Linked DNA regions of Homo sapiens: region 1 is linked to region 2. A link is an interaction called in ENCODE POLR2A ChIA-PET data of the cell type or tissue named here. Cell type or tissue: PC-9. All regions are shown on one strand. Links, peaks and the distances in the headings refer to the core of each region. The heading gives the core; the rest is flanking DNA.

What was found. ChIA-PET counts read pairs that join two places held together with the same protein. Peaks named below come from ENCODE experiments on the same cell type or tissue, not always from the same donor. Only the 100,000 strongest peaks of a DNase experiment are listed, where the experiment ranks them.
Region 1: POLR2A ChIA-PET joins it to region 2 with 6 read pairs; 7 of 35 experiments call an interaction of 5 or more read pairs at or near these places.

The regions. Positions count from the first base shown.
Region 1 is chr12:131,779,321-131,791,414 of GRCh38, forward strand. SFSWAP (splicing factor SWAP) reads left to right here. Exons shown (of 18, transcript NM_004592.4): 15 at 7,143-7,268. Among named protein-coding and RNA genes, the nearest start is that of MMP17, 43 kb to the right of the region's middle. RefSeq lists enhancers at 5,387-6,586, 8,042-8,542. In PC-9, for the core only: no CTCF peak of the experiment used is centred there; a DNase peak (open chromatin) is centred at 4,861; H3K4me3 peaks cover 1,525 bases; H3K27ac peaks cover 2,592 bases.
Region 2 is chr12:131,828,534-131,840,627 of GRCh38, forward strand. It overlaps MMP17 (matrix metallopeptidase 17), which reads left to right. Exons shown (of 10, transcript NM_016155.7): 1 at 1-120; 2 at 9,662-9,794; 3 at 10,079-10,208; 4 at 12,040-12,094. Among named protein-coding and RNA genes, the nearest start is that of MMP17, 6.2 kb to the left of the region's middle. RefSeq lists enhancers at 1,587-2,196, 4,029-4,638 and a silencer at 1,844-2,103. In PC-9, for the core only: CTCF peaks have their summits at 5,397, 5,603 and 7,861 (motif pointing right); a DNase peak (open chromatin) is centred at 6,812; H3K4me3 peaks cover 235 bases.

The DNA of each region.
Region 1 (12,094 bases), core at 2,638-7,637, 51 kb before region 2:
AATGTTTCCTCTCCACCCTCCCTCCAGGAGTCACTATTAAACCAAAGGCCTTCTTGATGAGGAGCCAGTTTTTCAGAAAGCAGGTTAACATTTCTGGCAGCAGAAATTAAAAATGTAAAAACATTTAAGAGTCACAGAATTTACATCTTGGTGAAAACCACTTTTTAAAAACAAAACAGTGGCTGACCTACAGGAGGTTGGCACAGCTTGCCCTGTTTTCAGAACCCCGTTACACCTTGGGTTCGCTGCTGAACACTGGCTGACTCTCCTCGGTTTCTCTAACGCCGCACTGACTGTGCTCATCTAGTTTTTCTTCTGGAATTGGTGTTAGCTCTTATGTTTCTGTGGGAAAAATACACATGCCTTGGGAGCTTTACGGGCTTTTTAAGTGTAATTTTACACATTTGCCTCTCTGAATATATCCTAAAAACAATATGCTTGCTTTCTTTACTTATTTATTTATTTATTCATTTATTTATTTAGAGACGGAGTTTTTGCTCTTGTTTCCCAGGTGGGAGTGCAATGGCACGATCTTGGCTCACTGCAACCTCTGCCTCCCAGGTTCAAGTGATTCTTCTGCCTCAGCCTCCCAAGTAGCTGGGATTACAGGCATGTGCCACCACGCCCAGCTAATTTTGTTTTTTTAGTAGAGATTGGGTTTCACCATGTTGGCCAGGCTGGTCTCGAACTCCTGACCTCAGGTGACCCACCCACCTCAGCCTCCCACAGTGCTGGGGTTACAGGCGTGAGCCACTGTGCCCAGCCTGCTTTCCTTATTTTTACCCTGGCCAACACTTAAAGTTTGACAAGCATTTACACTCCTCTGCAGTGAAATTGGATTTGACTCCATGATAAATCAATTTGATCTTTCACTCTACATTTTTGCGAGTGTTTTAAACGTTTCATCACTTCATACCCTTATACACGCAAAAAAGAAACCTTGCTATTTTCTAATCAAATGAACAGTTTTGCTAATATATCTTCAATTTTTGAAGGCTCCCAGGAACTTGTATTGTATATCGAAGCTTTTTAAAAATTTCTCATTTGAGGCCAGGCACAATGGCTCACACCTGAAATTCCAGTGCTTTGGGAAGCCAAGATGAGAGGATCACTTTGAGGCCTGGAGTTCAAGACTAGCTTTGGCAACATAGTGAAAACCTATCTCTACAAAATATTTTTTTTTAATTAGCCAGGCATGGCAGTGGATGCTTTGAACTCCTGAGCTCAAGCGTAGAGTCTGAGGTGGAAGGATTGCTTGAGCTGAGCTCAGGAGTTTGAGGCTGCAGTGAGCTATGATCACGCCACTGCACTCCAGCCTGGGTGACAGAGCGAGACCTTGCCTCTAAATGCAATTAAATGATTAAAATAAAAAATTTCCCACTTGAATATGTTTCTTACGACATTACATAGCTGAAGATAGGCATAAACAAGCCCTCCTAGTAACCACATTCAGTAAAATTCTTCCCAATTTTCCTTTTCTACAGGCTCAAAAGGAAGCATAATTCCTTCCTAAATCCCAAACCTTGGGGGACCGATCATTGTAAGAGCTGTTCATGGTGTTTCTTTAGCGTAAGAAATTAGCTCAGCTTTCATGTGGGGAGTTTTTGCAAACACAGCGGATGTGATGTCTGATATTTCCGGGTATCCTACCATTCACCTCTAAAGACAGGTGATGCCGTGGCCCCCAGCTTTTCCCACATTGGCATATTCAGAGCTGAAAGGCTTCACCTAACACTTGGAATTTCAGGTTTCTAAGTTGTACATCCTTTTTGTTGACTGGTCTATAGTAGAAAAGGTCATTTTACATATTATTTGAATGATTTATTTTAGAATCGATTTAGAGTTACATATTTTTGAATAATTTAGAATAGCTTTAGTTACATATTACTTCACATATGCAAATATATCTTATTATTTTTTTTTTTTTTTTTTTTTTTGAGACAGAGTCTCGCTGTCGCCTAGGCTGGAGTGCAGTGGCGCGATCTCTGCTCACTGCAAGCTCTGCCTCCCGGGTTCACACCATTCTCCTGTCTCAGCCTCCCGAGTAGCTGGGACTACAGGCGCCCGCCACCTCGCCCGGCTAATTTTTTGTATTTTTAGTAGAGACGGGGTTTCACCGTGTTAGCCAGGATGGTCTCGATCTCCTGACCTCATGATCCACCCGCCTCGGCCTCCCAAAGTGCTGGGATTACAGGCGTGAGCCACCGCGCCCGGCCTATATTATTTTTATATATTCACTGCTGACAAGTCCAAGAAGCAAAATCCTACTCATTTGTTTGTAACTTTCAGTTAAAAGAAAAAATTAAGGTAAAAGTTACCTGAGTGTGGTTTCCACCGTGATGGTAGGCTACCAATTTTAATCCGACCTACGTTTAAAACACTTTACAGCGTCAGCAGAGCAAAGTGTTTCCAGAACACTCCAATTTTTAATTAGTCTCCATGGCCAAGGAGGTAGTATCTACATACTTCTAGTTAATTTTAGTTAAATAAGGGATTTAAAAGCATTTGATTTTGCAACTGAGACAAAATATGAAGGCAAAGTGCAAGCTTATTATAAAATGAAAATAATATTATAAAACAAAACCTTCCAGGTGTTGGATTGTCTAGCAAGTTCTACCGTGGGTGCTGGCCCCTGGCATTGGTTCCCCTCCACAGGGCCAAGGGCATAGCTGGGTGCAGAGACCGGCAGTGCCGTGGTCTCTGGAGTCTGAGGACATAAGTTAAACAAGCTAGTCAAGCCCCAGATGCTTGGGAGGCAGAGGCAGGAGGATTCCTTGAGCCCAGGAGATCGAATCTAGCCTGATCAACATATTCTCTATGACAAAAGAACAAGAAGAAGAAGAAGCTGGTGGTTTCTCACCATAACCTTTTCTTGTGGAATTCTGCCTCAGCTCTTCTGGGAACAGTGAGTGCGTGTTTTATTTAGTAGGATTGCATTTTTCTAAACTGGCTGCAAACCTGCCTCCTCCATCCAAGCTCTGCCAGCAATAATCATTTCCAGGGATCCAAGTGGCTTTAAAATGCAAGTTAGAAATGGGAGGGGTGGTGATCTCCTCAGTAATATGAATTATTGGAGTATAAAAGATAACTAAATTTTAACCAAAATATTGAAAGTGTTAATGCTGTTGTTATCAGATAGAATAAACTGTTACAAACGCAGCCTCCACTCAGAATGGATCGGACTTGTCACTTGGGCCTGAACAGACCTAATTGATCATTTTTCATGACTGCTGCCAGCCCACAGTAGAATACCGCAGTTGTTAATATTTCTAATTGGGTAGGATGCTACATGGAATGTATTTTGTTTTATATATTAAATTACTAAAATTCTATATAAAATACAGAAAGTTAAGATTAGAAAGCCTTCTTACAGCACAACGAATATTTATTTAATGGCTATACTGTTCCTGTGGTTGAAGTCCCATGTATTTAGTATGTCTAAGTTATGGGCGACTCTGGATCTCCAAAGGCAAATTAGTCATGGAAGAATCTTTAGTTTTGGAAAATCACTATGTTGCTTCTCAAAAAGTATACTAGTTACGACAAGGTAGTATTTAGTGTCTTTTACATCAACATTGAGGCTGGCACGGTGGCTCACGCCTATAATCCCGGCTCTTAAGGAGGCTGATGCAGGTGGATCACCTGAGGTCAGGAGTTTAAGGCCAGCCTGGCCAACATGGTAAAACCCCATCTCTACTAAAAATACAAAAATCAGCCAGGCGTGTTGGTGTGCGCCTATAATCCCAGCTACTCGGGAGGCTGAGGCAGGAGAATTGCTTGAACCCGGGAGGTGGAGATTGCAGTGAGCCAAGATCGTGTCACTGCTCTCCAGCCTGGGCAATAGAGCAAGACTCCGTCTAAAAAAAAAAAAAAAAAAAGATTAAAGTAAAATACTTTTATTGTCTGTTTTCATTTGTATTTTGATATTGTATCTGGTTCTCTATGTTAATGGAATGAAGAAGTACTCATGTAGTTCATTTACAACCTGAAATTAAATTTTAATAAGTATCAGCTTGAAACTAAGTTTATTTTTAAAACTTTTGCTAAGATAGTCTCTTGTGTTCATTTAGTTATCTAAATGCATCTTCAGAGTTAGCCTGGGCTTCTGGGAGTTCTAGATAGATCTTTGAATGTTGTCATTTTAAGATATCTTCCAGTATAGAGAGCTATATGATAAAAATATATTTCTGGCCGGGCGTGGTGGCCCACGCCTATAATCCCAGCACTTTGGGAGGCTGAGGCAGACGGATCATGAGGTTGAGACCATCCTGGCTAACACGGTGAAACCCCGTCTCTACTAAAAATACAAAAAATTAGCCGGGCGTGGTGGTGCCTATAGTCCCAGCTGCTCAGGAAGCTGAGGCAGGAGAATGGCGTGAACCCGGGAGGCGGTGCTTGCAGTGAGCCAAGATCGCGCCACTGCACTCCATCCTGGGCAACAGAGTGAGACTCCGTCTCAAAAAAAAACATTTTATATATATATATATATATATATATATATAATTCTTTGTAGAAATTAGCTCCCTAAATACTTGGGGTTGGTGAAGGAGACTGGGGATTTGGAAGACTTTTCTTAGGAGTCTTGTTTAGCATTCAGAAGGGACTCAGGCCACACTGGGTTTCTATTTTAGGTTGAAAGTTGTGGCTCCTCACTGCCCTTTTTACCCACAATAAATTGCATAGCAAATCCGTAAAAGCGATGACTCATCTCCTAATCCTGCCCCTTAAAGGGGGAAACCAGATGCTTGCAGTTCCCCAAGTGGTAGTGTTGATCATGCCAAGGTGAGGACCGTCGTTCCATCCCTTGCAAAGTGAATCAAAGTGAATTGTAGCCAAACACAGATAAGACCAGAGGGTGTCTGCACTGAGCAGTCCAGGAAGGAGGGGAGCTGCAGTGGCTGTCACCGGGCTGGGACACGAGGAGGAATTGCAGGTGAAATCAGATCCAGTTTCAACTTGAGGAAAATTCAGCCCCGGGAGCTGCTGGTAGAGCCCAGACCTTGATGCTGAGTCATCTGCACAGAGAATTCCGTGACAGAAAGGCCGTGGGTAGAGACGTGAATGGAGGAAGTGGAGTAGATGAAATGGTTAAATGTTGGAGAAAAGAGGCTATTTATGAATATGACCACTGTCATTCAGATAAAATTTCTGGACTGTTATCATTGAAAAAAGTCTCATTATGTTTCTATTTGAAAGCAAACCATTATGCTTTTTTGAGGAAAAAAAAAAACTGTGAGTCACGTTATGCTTGCAAGTGTTTAATTCAGACCATTTCATCTTTAAGAAGGCCCCTGGTCACATTATACGGATGATTTGCTTATTAAATGGAACTCCTGTTTCTTGCACCATGTTGTGGGGTCAATATGAGAAGCCTAATTAACAGAATAAAAAGCATTAAAGCTTCTTTAGCTAAAGTCAAACTTAGAGAATTGTCTAATGGTATGTAGCCCCTCGTTCTAAGATGGGCGTTTTCCCCAGATAACTTGAAAATCTACTGGTAACAGCCACTTCCCTTTAAAGAATTCTATTACTAATAGCCATGACAAAATGGTATTGTATTTCAAAGTTAAGAATTTGCAGGCCTTAAAAACTAACTTATTTTTCCTGATTATTGAGTTTATTGTAGAATTCTACGTGTAAGCATTCCCCAGCCGCTATAGCTTTGAATAAGCAGAGCTTTTTTCAGAGTTCTGGTAGCGCCCAGCCCAGCACCTTTTATTCTGAATGTGAAGTGTGTGCCTCCGTGTCACAGAGTCACAGCCTCCCCAGGGACGCTGCGCGCGGAGCCCTGTCAGAGCAGCGCGTCAGTGACAGCGGCAGCCGAGCCAGGAAGTTATCAGGCAGCCTCGACCACCACCAGATTTGACTCCGCGAGCTCTTTTGAGGGAAAACCTGGTAAAACGTCAAGGTGTCTAACTGACCTCGCCTTTATCATCTGTTCTGTAAATCTTAGGAAAGGTCTGGGAAAAAATCAAAACGATTCTGTCCGTTAAAGGGCAGCCACTCCTGGCCCTCCAGGATGCCGGGGTCTGAGTGATCCCGAGCTGATCTGCAGAAGCACAGCCTGTGGCATTTGCGGTTTATTGTCATGAAAATGATTCAACGTAGAACTTTTTCAAATGGCAAAATCAAACCGCTCTTCTTTATATTGTTTTTGAATGAGTTGTCATGGAAACAAAATGGAAATAAATGGTGTTTTTTTTCCAGATTTGTGCTCATTGCAGGTCTTCCCAAAATAGTAGCTTTACTGAATGAACAAAGAACTAAAATGAAGGTCCCAAACTCATCGCTAAGGGGCCTCCACTAAAGAGCATCACCCCTGGAGGGGCGCGGGTCTCAGGGTCCTTGGCCGCGTGTGGATTATGTCACCACAGGAGAGGGACGAGTCCTTTCCAGGCACATGAGGAGGAGGAATCAGTGTTAATGGGTGGCTTTGCATCTGTGAAATCGCATAAACTTAAGTTAGCTGAAGCTGTCGTGAGACTGGCATTTCCAAATTGGATTGAAGGTTTCAGGCTTCATGCCAGCGCACCACAGCCTGTTCCTGAGTATCTGTGCTGAGAGGCTGTAAGATTAGTGTGAACAGGAGAAATTTCCAGGTAGGCCTCTAGCTTCATTACCGTTGGGTTTCTTACTGCCGGTATTCAGACAGGTAGACATGACTCGCTGGAGTTTGATTGCCTTTTCTTACCTCATGTTGGTAGAAACATCAATGAGCTGAAATGTATAGGGAGATAAAATGGGCAGAGGCAGGAGGAAGGAAGAGGAAGCGCCAGCCTGAGGTGGTCATGAACTGCATACTCAGACCGTGGCTCATGGGGAATTGGTTGCCATTGACCACGTGAAGCAGCTCCAGCCTCCACGCCAGTTGCATGTTGGTTAAAAGTTTGTCCTTGGTGCGATAAGTGTGTGGAACGGGAGAGAGACCATCTCTGCCTCTGAGATTGGATTCGGGTTTCAGTTCGTTGTCGGTAAAGTAGTGAAGTGTGGCAGGGGTTCTCTGAAGCCTCAGGGTCTACACAGGCACCACCCTGAGGAGCAGCCTCTGCAGACGGGGCCTGATCTCTGCCAGGGCAGTAGGAAGCATGACACGTCCCGCCAGCCAGGCCACAGAGCTGAACACTGCCTCCTCCCCTGTCCAGGTCCCGCTCCCGGTCCCCTCGGAGGAGAGCCCACTCCCCTGAGAGACGGAGGGAAGAGAGGAGTGTGCCCACTGCCTACCGCGTGAGCCGCAGCCCTGGGGCCAGTAGGAAGCGGACCCGCTCCAGGTAGGCCACTGGGTGTGCACGCAGGTGCTGGATGTGGGCCAGGTTTCCCTGGGTGGAAAGGGCGTCTGAAGGTCGGGTATCTGTGAGCAGAGCTGTGGATGACCAGAGGGAGGTGCTGAGTCCCCCACCACCCCCCCACCCCCAGTGGCATGGCCATCACTGTTGACACTTGATCACACTGAGCTCCTGTGTCTGGTGGGCGGGGGTCACTTACCCACCGGGGCTCTGCACGGCCTGGCTTCGTGTCCAGCTTTCCACTGTGCTGGTACCTCGGCTGGGTCCACATGCAGCTGCTGCCCCTCTACCTGCTGGTGGAGAGGACAGGAAGGCACAAACAGAAGGAAAATGCAAGCTTCCGGTCCTAAAGCCTCCTGGTCTCAAGGGCAGTCACTGTGGTTGCCTGGCTGCTGTGTGACGGTGACTACGGCCCAGGCTGGAGCTCCCAGGAGAGGCCACAGAGTCCTGTTGGGGCCTAGAGGGCAGGGAGCATCCATCGCTTACCTCTTGACCACTAAGGAGAGCCTGTCTTGGTTGGAGCAGGAGATGGAGGGAGGTTAGCATTCATGTTCATCAAGTAGAAGCCCCAGCCGTGGTGCCTGGCAGGGCCTCTGACAGCCCAGGGTGCCACGGGCTCACCCCTCACTCAGTGCCTGGCACTCAGTAGAGGTTCCACCTTTCACTTCAGGAAATAGGTCCACCATCTGTCCGCTCACCCCGGCTTCCAGTAGCTGTGGACGGCCACCTCCATTGGTGCCGCCAGTGAGCACTACCCTCTCGGCCGTGGGGGTGCCATCTCACGAGCGCCTCCTCTGGTTCTCACCCACTGATGTCACCACCCAGTGCCTTGCGTGGGGCAGCCGTGCATTTCCACTCTTTCCAAGCACAAGGAGCTTGTTTTGTGTCCCCATGTGGAGTTCGTGCAGCCTCCTGGCTGTGTGGGTGGACCGTGTCTGCGTCTGGAGCTACACAGAGAAGGATGGAGCATTGCACATCGTAGCCTTGAGCTTCATAACACGGCACTGCTAAGTGCATGGGGGTCAGGACACTCAGGGTCCCAGAGCCTTCCAGAGGACGAGCCTTACATTGCCAGGATCACCCACACACTGGGACCCTCCTGCTCCTGGGACGGATGGTCCCAGCCATCACCCACACTGCCTAGCCACAAGGCACACACTAGGCAGAGAGCCACAGCAGGTCCTCCCCACAGCACCCTGGGCAAGAAGACCGTGCTGCGGTTGGCCTAGTACCACGGTTCCCTCCGTTGACAAGATGTGATTTTTTTCTTAAAACAGAAAAATTAGCAAAGGAACTATAAAGCGGATAGATACCAGCAATGTTTCATGTACACCTGGCTCTGTTTATAAATTACATTTTGTTCCTTAGTAATCCTACACTGAGCATTCATGTCTGCTCTCATACAATCTGATGAAAATTAAAATGTTAGCATCCATCCCTTAAACAAGTAATTTCACATCAGAAATTCACCATCACCTTTGGTATATGTGAAGGGCATGGTTAGAAATTAATTCCGTCTCAACAGAAGAGGCCTTGCTTTGCCTTCACATTAACCTTTGCTTTAAGAGAGACCTCGTGTGAGCAAGTAGTGATTGTATCTGGAAGTAGCAGCGTCCTGATGGCCAGCCAGCACACTCAGACGCCAGACTCGCGTGACCTGCTGACATTCTCACCGAGCACTAACAGGTCACACAAGAGAAGCAAAGGGTTAGACTCAGTGCAGTGCTGAGCCCTGAGCTGCCGTGCCCAGACAGACGGAATTAAACCTGCAAACCAAAGTCTGCGGAGTGTTAAACTGTGATTCACTAGGAACTCAATAGAGGTGAATACGTGTGTAATTACTGGTTAATTTTGTATTCTTAATTACAAGCCCCCAGTTAGTCTATAAATCCAGAATATGGGTTTGGTTTTGTTTTCTTTTGGGGGCGTTTTTTTTTTTTGAGACAGGGTCTCACCCTGTTTCCCAGGCTGGAGTGCAGTGGCGTAATCACAGCTCACTGCAGCTTCTACCTCCTGGGCTCAAGCCATCCTCCCACCTCAGCCTCCTGAGTTGCTGGGGCCACAGGCTGTCACCACCATGCCTGGCTGGCTGCTCTCAAGCTCCTGGCCTCGAGTGATCAACCTGCCTCAACCTCCAAAAGTACTGGGATTGCAGACATGAGCTCCCATGCCTGGTACAGAATATGTTTTATTAGCAATCATTATATTAATCCTACAGCCAGCCCGTGTCCCTGTCTCAGAGCGGGCGTCCACTTCCTTGCTGTGGCTTAGTGCACATAATTCAGCTACCAAGTTGCTGTCACTTTAATGCTGTGACAGCACCAGACCAAACCCAGGGAAATGCCCACTACCGAGATTTGCTGCTTTTTTTCTTTTTCTTTTTTATTTTTATTTGAGATAGGGTCTCACTCCCATTGCGCTGGCTGGAGTGCAGTGGCACAATCTCAGCTCACTGCGGCCTCAACCTCCTGGGTTCAACTCGTCCTCCCACCTCAGCCTCCTGTGTAGCTGAGACTACAGGCACATGGAACCATGCCCAGCTAATTTTTTGTATTTTTAGTAGAGACAGGGTTTTGCCATGTTGCCCAGGATGGTCTCAAAATCCTGAGCTCAAGCAGTCTGCCTATCTCAGCCTCCCAAAGTGCTGGCATAAACCACCATGCCCGGCCCTGAAGGGTCATTTCTGTAAACTGATTATTGCCTGATTCTTTCACTGACTTCTCACTTGGAAACTTTTTTAACTTATAGGCAAGTTTTTAAAATAGTACAATGGGGCCAGATTCAGTAGCTCACACCTATAATCCCAGCACTTGGAGGCCAAGATAGCAGGATCACTTGAGCTCAGGAGTTGGAGGCTGTAGTGTGGGCTGTGATCGTGCCTGTGAATAGCCACTGCACCCCCCACCTGGGTAACAGAGTGAAACCCTCTCTTTCAAAAAAAAGTGTACAATAAACACCCATATGCATAAAATCTGTAGCTCAGTTCCACAAGAGCTGACATTTTGCCACATTGCTCTCTCTCACCCCTTCCCATCCCGCCCATCCCATCCACTCCCCTCCCTCCCTCCTCCGTTCGTGTGTGTATTTCATGACCTTGGCATTCCTGAGAATTCCAGGCCAGCTCCACTATAGATGGTCCCACAGTTGGGCTTCGTCTTGCTGTGTCCCCGTGGCTGGGTTCAGGGCAAATGTTTTGGCTGCGTAGGCGACATTGCGTAGCTTCCCATTGCATCACAGATCAGGACACACAGAAGTGTCCATTTGTCCCATCATTCATGATGCTAAGTTTGACCACTTGATTAAGTCTGCATCTGCCCCTTCGTCTCCCCACCAGCGAGGAATCCAGGAGGTGACACTGAAGCAGCGCGGCTCTCCTGCTCCCAGCAGCTGTCTTCTCATTTGTCTCAGCATCCCTGGGTGACCCCTGCCTGAATCAGTTCTTACACTGCTGACTGCAAAATAGTGACTTTCCCCCTCTCTTCTTCCTTCTGTGTTTATGCTGAAGACCCTGCCCCTTTGTTTAAATCTCACCGTGGACTCAGGAGCATTTTTGGTTTTGATTTTTTATTTGTTGTGTGATAATCCATTGCTATTATTATTCTATTAGATGGTGACATTGTCTCCAGTTTGGCCAGTGGCAACCCTTCCAAGTCAGTTCTGTTCTTTTGACACCTCCCATAGTTCTTTGCATTCTTGCGTTTGGTACAAGATGTTCCAGGTTTACTGGGCATTTTCCCTGCTCCAGCCCTGGAATCTACCATTTCTTCAAGGACCTCTGGTTCCTTTTAGTGAATATTTGAAAATCCAGATGTGGACGTATGAGGAATTTTTAGGAGTAAAATTTGGTACAGTGTGGAAATATATAAAACAACATTCATGAAAGTTATTTTGAGTATGTCATAAAAGTGTTTTTCAGCCAGGCACAATGGCGGGCACCTACAGCCGCAGCTACTTGGAGGGCTGAGTGGATCTCTTGAGCCTAGGAGTTCACATCCAGGGCTTTTCACAAGAATATTGACCAAATCTTCTGGTAGCACACTTCAACAAGATGTCCCGGTTATCTTATTGTAGCAAATACAATGAATGATTAGTTACAAGTTTTTCCCATTGAGTTTCTAGTACTTAACACTGCACGAGGCACATGGACAACTGTTTGTTGAGTGAGTGAATGGGAGTTCACTGCTGCAGTAAAGATCTGCCTTTATACATGAAATGTTAATTCCAGGTAGACTTTGCTAAGCGAAGGATGCATAACCTAATTCCCTAGAGCAACCACTAAAAACAAAAATGTAGCTAAAAAGCCAATAGCAGATATAAAGTAGGATTCTAGATGCTTTCTTAAATTCATGAAACAGCAGAAAAGGGCAGGTGGGGGAAAGAACAAATGGGACAAATAAAAACAAGATTGTAGACTTAAAACCATCTGTAAAATAATTACATTAAATGTAAGAAGACTAAAGACTAGTTAAAAGGCAGTGATTGTGGAGTGGATTAAAGAGCAAGACCTGGCCTGGCGCGGTGGCTCATACCTGTAATCTCAGCACTTCAGGAGGCCAAGGCAGGTGGATCACCTGGGGTCAGGAGTTCAAGACCAGCCTGGCCAACATGGTGAAACCCCGTCACTACTAAAAATATAAAAATTAGGTGTGGTGGCAAGTGCCTGTAATCCCAGCTACTCGGGAGGCTGAGGCAGGAGAATTGCTTGAACCTGGGAGGCGGAGGCTGCAGTGAGCCAAGATCGTGCCACTGCACTCCAGCCTGGGTGACAAAGTGAGACTCTATCTCAAAGAAAAATAAACGAAACTTTTCCA
Region 2 (12,094 bases), core at 4,537-9,536:
CCAGGGCCCGGACTCTCGCGGCTGCCGCTGCCGCTGCTGCTGCTGCTGGCGCTGGGGACCCGCGGGGGCTGCGCCGCGCCCGCACCCGCGCCGCGCGCCGAGGACCTCAGCCTGGGAGTGGTGAGCGCGCGGGCGGGACGGGCGCGGAGCTCCTGGGCCGGAGCCGGGGGTCTCCGCGGGCCGGGTGGCGGGGACCGGGAAGACCCCAGCAGTGCACGTCGGCGTCGCGCGGGAGCCCTGGCGCCCTGGACCCATTTCCTGGGTGGGGAGACTGAGGCAGGGACGCGGGCTGAGCGACCGGGCGAGCGCACGCGAGTCCTGGGGAGGCGCCGGCTGCCGTCCCGGCTCCGTGCGCTGGGAGCGCGCCGCAGCCGCAGGAGCCCGTGGAGTTGTGAGGGGGTCGCCCACCCGGAGCCCGGGTCGCCGGCTTGCAGCAGCCCCGGAGCAGCCGGGCTGGGCGAGAGCAGGCATCGCGGCCGCCCCGAGCTCTGCGCGCTGCGTGCGTTCCGGGTGGGAGTGGCGGGGGCAGGAGCACGCACCCACAAAGCGAGGAAGGGCAGGGGCTACGGAGTGGGGGCACCCCGAAAGCCTTGAGCCCCCGAGTTTGCTCGGTTGAGGGTGTTGGGGGCACAGGGATGCTGGCCCCCAGCTCCCCACTGGACAAGGACCTGGCCCTCAGCCTCCTTCCCCTCCACCCCAGGTCGGCCAGGCTGGCCCTGCCTTGCCCTGGTACAGTGCTGAGCCGGGGGCGCGGGGAGAGCCTTCCTCACTCCACACCCAGTAGCTGTCCCCAGCTCAGCTTAGAAACCCTGCCTGGGGGCAGCGACGTGGCCTCTTCCTACAGCCCCCTCCCCTGTTCCGCAGCCGGGACTCGCGTCTCCTGTGGACCCGGAAGATTTAGAGCACACGTCGTGGGGTCAGCGCCCCCCCGCTGGGGCGGCCGGGTGAACTCCCGCTGGGTTCGTTGGTTCCTTCTGAGGCTCCTGCCCCACCGCTGCCTTCAATGGACTCCTACCCAGGGAGTCGGGCCAGGAGCCGAGGCCTCCCCGCCCCACACAAGTACTCGGCCTGGCCCTCGTCCGCGGACAGTCTCCCAGTGGGGTCCTGGCAGGGCCCCTCGCCCAGCGCAGTGGACATTCAGGAGCTCCAAAACCTTGGGGTCCAAGCAAGTCAGCGCAGGTGTATTTCAGGCAGTCGAGGCATATGGAGGGGCCACTTGGGTGGCACCCGCAGCCCCTGTGGTTGGCAGGACTTGGCCAGGGGGTCTGGATGGGAAGCCGATTTGGCCACCGTTTGCCCCAGGCCCCGAAGCCATCTGGGAGGGTGCTGGCCACTGTCCCTGCTGCCCGCGTCCAGGTGCCTGCAGGTCCCCACAGTGGCTTCCTTCCAGCCAGGCAGCCTGTGAACTTGGGGTGCCCCCCTCCACCTCCTCAAGACCCTTTTGTAGGTGCGGATCTCCCGGATCCCCCACTGAGAATCACGCCCTGGGGGCCTGGGGTCTCCAGCTGTGGAGGGAGGTGAACCCAGGCCCGCCTTCCAGGTCCGAGGGTGCCGCAGAAGGGGCCGGGGCAATGCCAGGGAAGGACTCAAGGTGGGGCCCACACACTCAGGAGGATGGACCCCCGGCCGAGCCATGTTGGCTGATCAGACCCAGTGCGGTTTGGAAGTTTCTCGCCACCCACCTGCCCCCCTGCCCGGAGAGAGTGGGTCAGGCGCCCTCCTCTCGGCTGGTACCTGCGCCTCGGTCTCTCCTGGCACCCCGGGGGTCACCCGCCCCGCGCCCTGCGACAGCACCGAGCGGAGGATGTGGCTCCCCAGCCTGGCCGGGGGCAGTGAGTGGGGCCCCGGTGTCCAGCCGGAGAGGGAGGACGCTGCGGGCAGCCCCCTGCCTGGAGCCCCGCTCCGTGTCGGGCCCGGCCTGGCGTGGAGCCTCCGTCCTGCCGCGGCTTCCTGCTCACACTGGCGGTGCGGGGCGTCCTCTGCTGGCCCTCGGGGAACCGCGGGCCGAGCTCAGGCCCAGGGGCGGGCGGCTTCCCCGCGGGGAGGGACGAGGAGGCCGGGATCTGGGCGGGAGCGGGGACTCCTCCTCCGCCCGCTCGCCGGAGGCGCTCCCGGAGTGGACTGATATTCAGGTCTGGGCGCCAGGGACGAGAAGTGCTCCTTTGTCTCAGAGCTGCAGACAGAGCTGCACCCAGCAGGGCTGGAGCCGGGGCTGGAGGGGAGGGCCCGCCCCGGAGCGCCCCCCGTATGCACGTGAACAAGGCCGGGATTCAGGCTGCTGGGCTGCGGAGCCGGGCTTTCAGGAGCCCCCGGCGGGGACAAAAGAGCGCACTGTCCCCCCGGGGGTCCTTGGCGGGGCTGCTTGTCCTTGTGGGCCTGAGTTTTTTGTCTTTCTGTGTTTTGAGTACGACATACAGCGAGCAGCCCAGGGTCTCCACAGGCGTCCGCCTCCCTCCCGCCCCTGGTTCCTGGGCACGGATGGGACGCGGCTCTCCGTGCCTTATTTTTGCACGGTGGCACCGTGGGCCGTGCGATTGCAGCTTCGCACGCTATCTGGAGTGTCTGTGCCGGAGCCGCCCGTCTATTCACCTGGTTAAGCCAGGCTCGGCCTGCAGCCTGCTTCTGGCCAGAACTTCCCGGACTCGCGGCGAGAGTGTCTCGGGATCTGGGTCCTGGGTGGCAGTTGTGTGGTGGCAGATTTTGACAAGCTGCTCTAAAGTTTCTGCTCCATTTCTCCTCTCGGCAGCACAGCCTGTGGCTGTCATCACCGCGCCCACGGCACAGTGGCAGCTCCCTTGATCTTCTGTAGGAGGTGGGGTGGGGCGGGGCAGGTGGGGGGTACTGCTGAGGTTGTGGGATGCTGGGCCAGATGGTGCCAGGTGGCAGCCGCCCTCCATGTCCTGGCTTCTGCCGGTGGCCTCTGGGTTCCTGGCCCTCAGGACCTTGTCATCGCCCTGGCTGGGGCCAGGGTGTCCCCTCTCACCCTGCAGCTGCTCCCAGAGCTTCAGGCGAGCACCCCCAGCCAAAACCAAGACAGGCAGGAGGGTTAGACCATGGCCTGATTTCGCCATGAGAGACGTCTGACTGTCCCTTGCTCCGCGGTCCCCTTCTGACAGCCGTCTTCATGGCTCCGGGGATGTTGTTTGCCTTGGACGTGGGCTTTGCCACCCAACTAAGTGCCGGGCCTCAGTCTCCCTGTCTGCGCAATGGGGCCAGTGAGGACAGGCTGCCGTGCGATCAGCGGAGGTGCTTCCGATGGTTCAGGGACAGGAAGGGGGAAGGCTGGAGAGGATCTGGGGGGGGACGGGAAGGGGGAAGGCTGGAGAGGATCGGCGTGGGGGGACCGGAAGGGGGAAGGCTGGAGAGGATCTGGGGGGAGATGGGAAGGGGGAAGGCTGGAGAGGATCTGGGGGAGGGACCGGAAGGGGGAAGGCTGGAGAGGATCTGGGGGGTGACGGGAAGGGGGAAGGCTGGAGAGGATGGGGAGGGACCGGAAGGGGGAAGGCTGGAGAGGATCTGCGGGGGGAAGGGAAGGGGGAAGGCTGGAGAGGATCTGGGGGGGACGGGAAGGGGGAAGGCTGGAGAGGATCTGGGGGGGGACGGGAAGGGGGAAGGCTGGAGAGGATCTGGGGGGGAAGGGAAGGGGGAAGGCTGGAGAGGATCTGGGGGGGACGGGAAGGGGGAAGGCTGGAGAGGATCTGGAGGGGAAGGGAAGGGGGAAGGCTGGAGAGGATCTGGGGGGGACGGGAAGGGGGAAGGCTGGAGAGGATCGGGGGGACGGGAACGGGGAAGGCTGGAGAGGATCCGGGAGGGGGATGGGAAGGGGGAAGGCTGGAGAGGATCTTGTGGGGGAACGGGAAGGGGGAAGGCTGGAGAGGATCTGGGGGCACTGCAGGGTGTTCCCTGACACAGTGTCTTCCTGGGGGTTCCAGGGGCACTTTGCGCATGCGTGAGTTTGCCTCCTTGTTGGCAGCAGATCCCGTGGGACGCTTGCCCTGGCTGTGGACGCAGGGCAGGTGTCAGACGCATGCAGGGCGGCGTTTCTGTCACGCAGTGGGTGGGAGCCTCCTGGGCACCCGCCTCTGGGATTCGGGCCCTCCTGGGCACCCGCCTCTGGGATTCGGGCCCTCCTGGGCACCGTCTGAGTGGGACAGGACGGCAGGGACAGGACGGGGTGTGGAGCCTGGCTTCCCCTGTGGACCCTGCAGTAATAAGCAAGTCCCCTCCTCATGTTGGCCCCAAGGGCTCCACGCGATCTGGCCCACCTCCTTCTCCACCCCGCCCCCTGACTCTGTCACACCCGCTCCTCTGCGCTGTGTGTTTTCCCTGCCAAAGGGCCTTTGCACTTGCTGTCCCCACCACCGTGAGCATGTGAGCACCGCCCCACGCATCACCTGGACAGCTCCTTCCGTGTCCCCCAGGATGTTCCCTGAGCACCCATTTCATCAGCCCTCCAGCCCATCCCTCACCCCCACACAGCACAGTGGTCACAGGCGGAGACCCGGAAGCCAACAGCCTGGGCTGAGCTGAGGATACATGTCCGAACTCCCTGTGCCTCCGTGTTCTCATCTGTAAACTGGGAGTAATAAGAACACCCACTTCATAAGGTTAACCCTCAGTTGCCTGTGAGCACCTGCTTTGTGCCAGGCACCCTCCAGCAGGGACCACCCCCAGCCTTGCAGTGCCTGAGGGACATGGGCACGAATGACGTGGGCATGGTTGGGTAGTGCTGGATAACTGTTGGCTGTTAGGATCGAATAGAGCAGTTATTACTGTTCAGGACATAATGACCGCCTGAGACGCGTGTATGTGTTCAGGTGTTTGCTATTTATCTTCCTCACGATCCCGTCTTCCCCTGTGGGCAGTGGGATGGGGTCCCGCGGTCTCAGTCTCTCCCCAGTTGCTCAGACAGACGGATTCAGGGGATCTGGCAGTGTCCCTGCGGAAGAGGCTGGAGCAAGGGGGTCACTCCAACCGAGGGTCAGCCCCCAGAGGAGGCCGGTGCAGGGGAACCCCGCATGGCTGAGTGGGTCAGACGTGGTTGCTGGGACCACACCACAGCTCCATCACTGACCGTGTGCTGTGTGACCGTGGACAGGTTATCCACACTCTCTGAGCCTTAGTTTTCTCATCTGTAAAATGGGGCTGATGACACCTGCTCTCCCTGCCCCCAGGCCCCATGCAGGTTGGGTCACAGATGAGTATGGGGGTCGGGCCCTCATTCATCTGCAGGGGCCAGGCCCAGGCGCCACCACCATGGCACAGCAAGGCCACACATGCACCCGCCAGCCAGGGTGCCCTGGGCGGGAGGGGCCGTTACAACCAATCAGTGCAACCCAAAGCCCGGGGACGGGGCCTGCACTCCATAAACTCCCCAAAAACCATAAATTCCCTAAAAACCGTCAAAGGGAATTCTGTGCTGTGTGCATTACGCCCTCTTAAGGCTGGAAACAGATACGCATTGTGTCAGACAACAAGCATGGCTGAACGGTGAATCCAGAGTGGGCCTGGGCAGCTGCCTGCATCTGCGTCAGAGTCAGGGGCTGTGGGTGCCCACTTCCTGCCTGTGCCCCCCAGGGCAGGGCTCTGCCTCTGGCCTCTGTGTCCCCATCTTTGGTAATGGCCCAGCCCATGGGAGGAGCAGGAGAGCGGCCGCCTCTCCTAGGCAGCTCCAGAAATCAGCATCAGCCAGGGGGTGGCTGCCGTGGGTTGGGGCTCCCTGGAGCTCCTGGCAGCCCCCTCCCGCCTCCTCCCTCCTCCCGGCAGCCCCTCCCCCTCCCCAGTGGCCTTCTGGAAGGTTCACCCTGCTGCTGCTGCAGCACCCGCCCGCCACAGCCTCTGTTGCCCTGGAGACAGCGGTCTCCGTGGCGACAGCAGAGGGAGGACCAGGCGGCGGGTGGGCGTGGAGGGGGGCAGGTAGCAGGTTCCCAGGATCAGACGCCCCCCTGCCTGCGTGGGATCCACAGGCTCTGTAGGTACTGGGGGCAGGGGGCAGGGAGGGGGACACCTGGAGCGGGGAGTCTGGGCCCCCACCCCAGCGGCCATCCTACAGCAGGCATCCCCCTACCCACTGTGGGTGGGAGTGGGTCAGGGTAGAGGCCTGGCGGGAGAGGAGGGGTGGGGAGGGGCAGCCACATTTGCCCTGAGCTGCTGGCTGCAGTGGGGGGGTTTGCCCCAGGACTGTGCTCCAGGCCTGGTTAACCCCTACTCCCCTTAGCTAACAAGCCCACCTTGCCACCACCACCACCCCATTAGCCTGGGTCAACATTTCCAAGCCCTAGCCAGGAATCAGCCGCCCCCTCCCAGATGGACCTGAGCTGCCTGGTGAGCTGCCTGCCGCCTCTTCCCTGCAGGCTCAGGCCTCCCCACAGCCGCGCCTCCACCCACACTGGGAGCACAGGACAGGTCAGGGCTGGGCGAGGGCGCCTCGTGGGCTCAGGAGGCCCCCTGGGGCAGGTGGCCACTTCTACCTGTGTCCACCCGAAGGCTGGTGGCTCCCAAACCTGCAAGGCTTGTTCTGTTGGGGTGTCCCTGGCAAACTAGGAAGTGGTTCCCACCCTCTCACTCCAGCCCCCAAGACGGCCCCTCCCAGGATGCCTAGCCTGAGATTTGGGGCACAGCCCCCTGAGCACAAACTCGTGTTAGGTAGGAGGCACCCACCAGCCCTGCCCCACAGACCCACCACCCCCCAAGATTCGATGCCATTCTATGCTCAAATTCCAGTGCCTCTGGGGCCACAGGCGACAGTGCCTGTTTATCATGGGCGGGGCTGCCTGTCCCGGGCTGGTGCTGGGGCCCTGGTTCTATGAGTTGAAGCAGGCTGGCCGCTCACACCTGCAACTAAACCACCTGCTTCCAAACATTGGGCAACATTCCACAGCCACTGGGAGTGCTGCCTGCCAGGCCCGGCTCCACTTTCCTGAAATGCATGTGGCCTCGTGGCCAGGCTGCCCAGCTCCCTGGGGACCAGAGTGGGGGGTGCCCCAAACCGCCACCGTGAACCCCACAGAGTAAATGGGCCACTCAGTGCAGCTACCAGCCATGACCTCAGCTTATAGACGGGAAGGCTGGGGGGTGAGTTGTCCTCCCAAGGGGTCTCAGCACCTGCTGGCCCAACCCAGGCAGCAGCTGGCCTGGGTGGGAAAGGCACCTGCCTGTGTGGACCCTTCCCTGGTGAGGGGGCAGGGGGTCATCATCCAATATCATAGATGATGTGAGGAAACTCCAGAGTGCTTCCTGGAGGAGGTGACAGGCTATTGTAACCATGAGGCACAGTGGCCCTGTTGAGCTGTGATCTTAACAAAGGACTAAAAAGTGCAGAATGTGCTGATGGGCATCTCCAGCACCTACAGCGGTGACTGATCATGGGACACCCTCAGTAAACCCTGCAGGTGCAAGGTAGTGTGGGACCGGATGCTCGGGGCCAAAGATCCCCACACCCTGGAGGTCAGGGCGGAAGTGGGAGGCCAGCTTGTCAAGGCCAAGGCTGTCACCCCCAAGGCCCCTCCAGAGAAGCTGCCCACCCCAGTCATGAACGTCCACTTTGACGTCCTGTCGTGCCTATAGCTTTGGAGGGGCCCCCAGTTCTGTACACACTCTTGGCTTCCCCAAGGGGCTGAGGGGCTGGGCTGGGTCAGTAGGGTTTGGAAAGGGGGTAAAGGCACAGAGGGGGGCCCCGGGAAGGACTCAGTGCTTCCTGGAAGGGGGATCTCGGGGTGTGCAGATCCCATGTAGTGTCTTGTGAGGCCCCTCCTGGCCAGCACGGCCTGTTGCTGATGCCCCTGGGACTTCCAGGATGGTGGTGCCTCATTCCTCTGAGCACTGCCTGCTGGTGGGCAGGAGGGTTGGCCAGGACCACCCCATCACCAGCTCCTGCAGACCAGAACCTGGAGGCCCAGCAGGTGGCATAAATGAGTCACAAGCATTTTCTTTTTTCTTTTTCCTTTTTTTTTTTTTTAGGATTTCTTTAAAAAGTTATGTTTTTTTCATTTATGCATTTTTTTAGGTTAAGCCACATGAAACTACTAGTATTTATTTTAAATCAGAAATGGTCAAAAATGGGCACTTTCATATGATTTGGCCAATGAATACATGAGAGGTGGTAAATAATAGCGATTCACAAGCATTTTCTAAATGTCCAGAGAAAAAAAAAAAGACAGGTTTGCAGGCAGGGCAGAGCCCCCAGCACATCACCCCTGGCTTGTACCTTTCTGGAGCCCGCCTCACCCCTGCTGTGGTTCCCTGGGCTGGCGAGTATCCACAGGGCAGAGCAGCAGCTTCATGGCAGCCTGCAAGTGGGCACAGGCGCCATTTGGCGGTTGAAGAAACTGAAGCTAGGGGTGGAGGTAGCCCCCACAGATGGCACCCAGGCCTGCCATCCCCAGGTCCCCACGATGGCACCCAGGTCCCCACAGATGGCATCCAGGCCCCCCTGTCCCCAGGGCCCCTCCAGGGTAGCAGAGATGACTGGGGCATGGGGCCAGGGCTTGATTTATGCCCAGGTTAAAGGGCTGCCCTCATTCCTGCTCCTACTCAGCTCCGGTGTGGGTAGCCTTGCACCCACCCCAGTGGGCCCTTCAGAGCAGAGCTGTCCCCTGCGCCAGGTGCTGGTGTGAACATTTTCCACGTCCTGGCTCACGTCCTCATCACCAGCCTGCCAAGGACTCTGAGGAAGGAGCCCAGAGGGGTGGACTGCCTTGCCCCAGGCACACAGCGGGGAGGTGGCTGAGTGGGATTTGAACCTAGGCAGCCTGGCTGGAACCTGGCTTTTGTTTCTGAGACAGGGTCTCGCTCTGTTGCAGACACAGTCTGCAACTCCTGTGCTCAAACGATCCTCCCGCCTCAGCCTCCCAAAGTGCTGGGATCTCAGGCATAAGCCACAGCACCGGCCAAGCCTGGGCTCTTATCTCCCCCATGAATGTACAGCATGGCCCAATTCCTTAAACTGGTGTCTGAGCCACAGCCTTTCTCAGCTGGGGTCCCAGACCTTGGATGCTAGACTTCCCTGTCACAAGTCAGCTGAGAGCCTGCATTTGACACTGGCCACATTTAAGAGCCTTTTGAAGGTTCCCTAGCATTTTGCGGTCTCAGGAGGCGTGGGGTGGGGCAGGGTTGCCATGAGTGGTTGTACAGGTCGTGCACGGCACAAGCTCACACCATCTAAGGGACATCAGATTTATTTATTTATTCATTTTTTAGATGGAGTCTTGCTCTGTCGCCCAGGCTGGAGTGCAGTGGCACGATCTCGGCTCACTGCAAGCTCCGCCTCCTGGGTTCCCACCACTCTCCTGCCTCAGCCTCCCGAGTAGCTGGGACTACAGGCACCTGCCACCACACCCGGCTAATTTTTTGTATTTTTAGTAGAGACGGGGTTTCACCATATTAGCTAGGATGGTCTCCATCTCCTGACCTCATGATCCGCCTGCCTCGGCCTCCCAAACTGCTGGGATTACAGGCGTGAGCCACAGCACCCGGCCAGGGACATCAGGTTTATTAAGACACTTTTCCGGCAGCTGCCCAGGGAAGAGACAAGAGGTGCCTTGTGGGCAGATAGGGGGCTGGGAGGGGGCCTGCCCGGAAGCAGTGGTGGCCCGTGGCAGGCTTCTCACTGGGTAGGACCGGGCCCTCTGTTGCACCCCCTCACCCTGCTCTCTGCCCTCAGGAGTGGCTAAGCAGGTTCGGTTACCTGCCCCCGGCTGACCCCACAACAGGGCAGCTGCAGACGCAAGAGGAGCTGTCTAAGGCCATCACAGCCATGCAGCAGTTTGGTGGCCTGGAGGCCACCGGCATCCTGGGTCAGTTCTCCAGGGGGCAGCGGGAGCGCCGTGGCCCCCGTCAGGTCTGCGCCCGTCGGCCATGCCCCCTCTGATCAGGCACAGTCCCGTCTTATGCTTGAATGAACCTGGGTCCTGGCCTGGTGTAGCTCAGAGCCTGGGGCTGGTCCCCCAAAGATGACGTGGGAGGAGGGGGCGGCTCGGAGGCTGGTGCCAGAGTCAGGGCTCCCACCCTTGCGGATGCTCGGGATCCTAGGGTGGGGAGTGAGCTGGGCTAGGCTCTGAGCTCCATGCTTTCCCTGCAGACGAGGCCACCCTGGCCCTGATGAAAACCCCACGCTGCTCCCTGCCAGACCTCCCTGTCCTGACCCAGGCTCGCAGGAGACGCCAGGCTCCAGCCCCCACCAAGTGGAACAAGAGGAACCTGTCGTGGAGGTGGGTGTGTGGCCAGGGTGAGGAGCGGGGCCTCCGTGGAGGTGGGCGCGTGGCCAGGGTGAGGAACGGGGTCTCCGTGGAGGTGGGCGCGTGGCCAGGGTGGGGAACGGGGTCTCCGTGGAGGCGGGTGCGTGGCCAGGGTGAGGAACAGGGTCTCCGTGGAGGTGGGCGCGTGGCCAGGGTGGGGAACGGGGTCTCCGTGGAGGCGGGTGCGTGGCCAGGGTGAGGAGTGGGGCCCCCATGTCTCCGTGTCTGGGCCTGCTGTAGATATCCACAAACCAGGGTACTTCAGACAGCAGCAGGAGCTCTCTCCCCACTCTGGAGGCCAGGAGTCCCTGCAAAGGAGTAGGCTGGATGGTGCCCTGGGGAGGTAGAGGGAGCATCTGTCCAGGGTTCTATCCAGCTGTGCAGTTGCTGGCAGCCCTCGATGGAATCACCAGCCTCTGCCTCCACCCTGCCCTGTCCGCGCGCAGCCTCCTCTCCCGTGTCTCCAGGATGCTCCTCGGATTTAGGGCCCACCCTGATCCAGTGTGACCTCATGTCAACCCCTCATGACATCCACAAAGACCCTATTTCTTTTTTTTTTTTTGAGACAGGGTCTCACTTCGTCACCCAGGCTGGAGTGCAGTGGCGCAGTCACAGCTCACTGTGGCCCTGACATCCTGGGCTCAAGCAATCCTCCTGCCTCCGCCTCCCGAGTAGCTGGGACTGCAGGTGCATATGACCACACCCAGCTAATTTTTTTCTTTTTTTTGACACAGAGTCTCTTTCACCCAGGCTGGGGGGCGGTGTTGCAATCTTGGCTCACTACAACCTCTGTCTCCTGGGTTCAAGCAATTCTCCTGCCTCAGCCTCCCAAGTAGGTGGGATTACAGGCACGAGCCACCAGGCCCAACTAATTTTTTGTATTTTTACTAGAGACAGGGCTGGGCATGGTGGCTCACGCCTGTAATCATGGCACTTTGGGAGGCCAAGGCGGGCGGATCATTTGAGGTCAGGAGTTCGAGACCAGCCTGGCCAACATGGTGAGACCCCGTCTCTACTAAAAATACAAAAATTAGCTGGGTATGGTGATGTGTGCCTGTAATCCCTGCTATTCGGGAGGCTGAGGCAGGAGAATCACTTGAACCTGGGAGGCGGAGGCTGCAGTAAGCCAAGATTGTGCCATGGCACTCCAGCCTGGGAAACATAGTGAGACTCTGTCTGAAAAAAAATAAAAATAAAATAGTAAAGACAGGGTTTTGCCATGTTGACCAGGCTGGTCTTGAACTCTTGAGCTCGAGCAATCTGCCCACCCTGGCCTCCCAAAGTGCTGGGGTTACAAGTGTGAGCCACCACACCCAGCCAACCCTATTTCCAAACCAGGTCATATTCTAAGGTTCCGGATGGACGTGAATTTGGCGGGACACTATGTGACCCACTCACCTTCTGCTGTCCCCCGGAGTCAAAACTATCTCAGATGGGCCCTGGCTAGTGTGAGGGCTGGTGAACCGAGAGAGCCCCTTCAGTGGGGAGCAGGGGGATGGGGCAGACGGGACGCACCGTTGAGGGCCCTGGGGCTGATGGCTCCACGCGGGAGCTGACGTTTGCCTGTGGCCTGGGGGTCTCAGCCTGCCTGGGCTCTCATTTCCCTCCCTCCGTCATCTATCCCAGTGAACTACTGGAACCGCCGTGAGTGCATCGGATGACTCCTGGCGTGGGGAGGAAGGCGGAAGATGGGGGAGACCCTCATAGGGGCACCCCCGGGCTGAGGAGGGGCGTTCAGGGAACCTCGGCCTGGGGCACGTGGCCTGTTCTCCGTGACTCACTCTGGGCTGACCCCTGCCTGCAGGGTCCGGACGTTCCCACGGGACTCACCACTGGGGCACGACACGGTGCGTGCACTC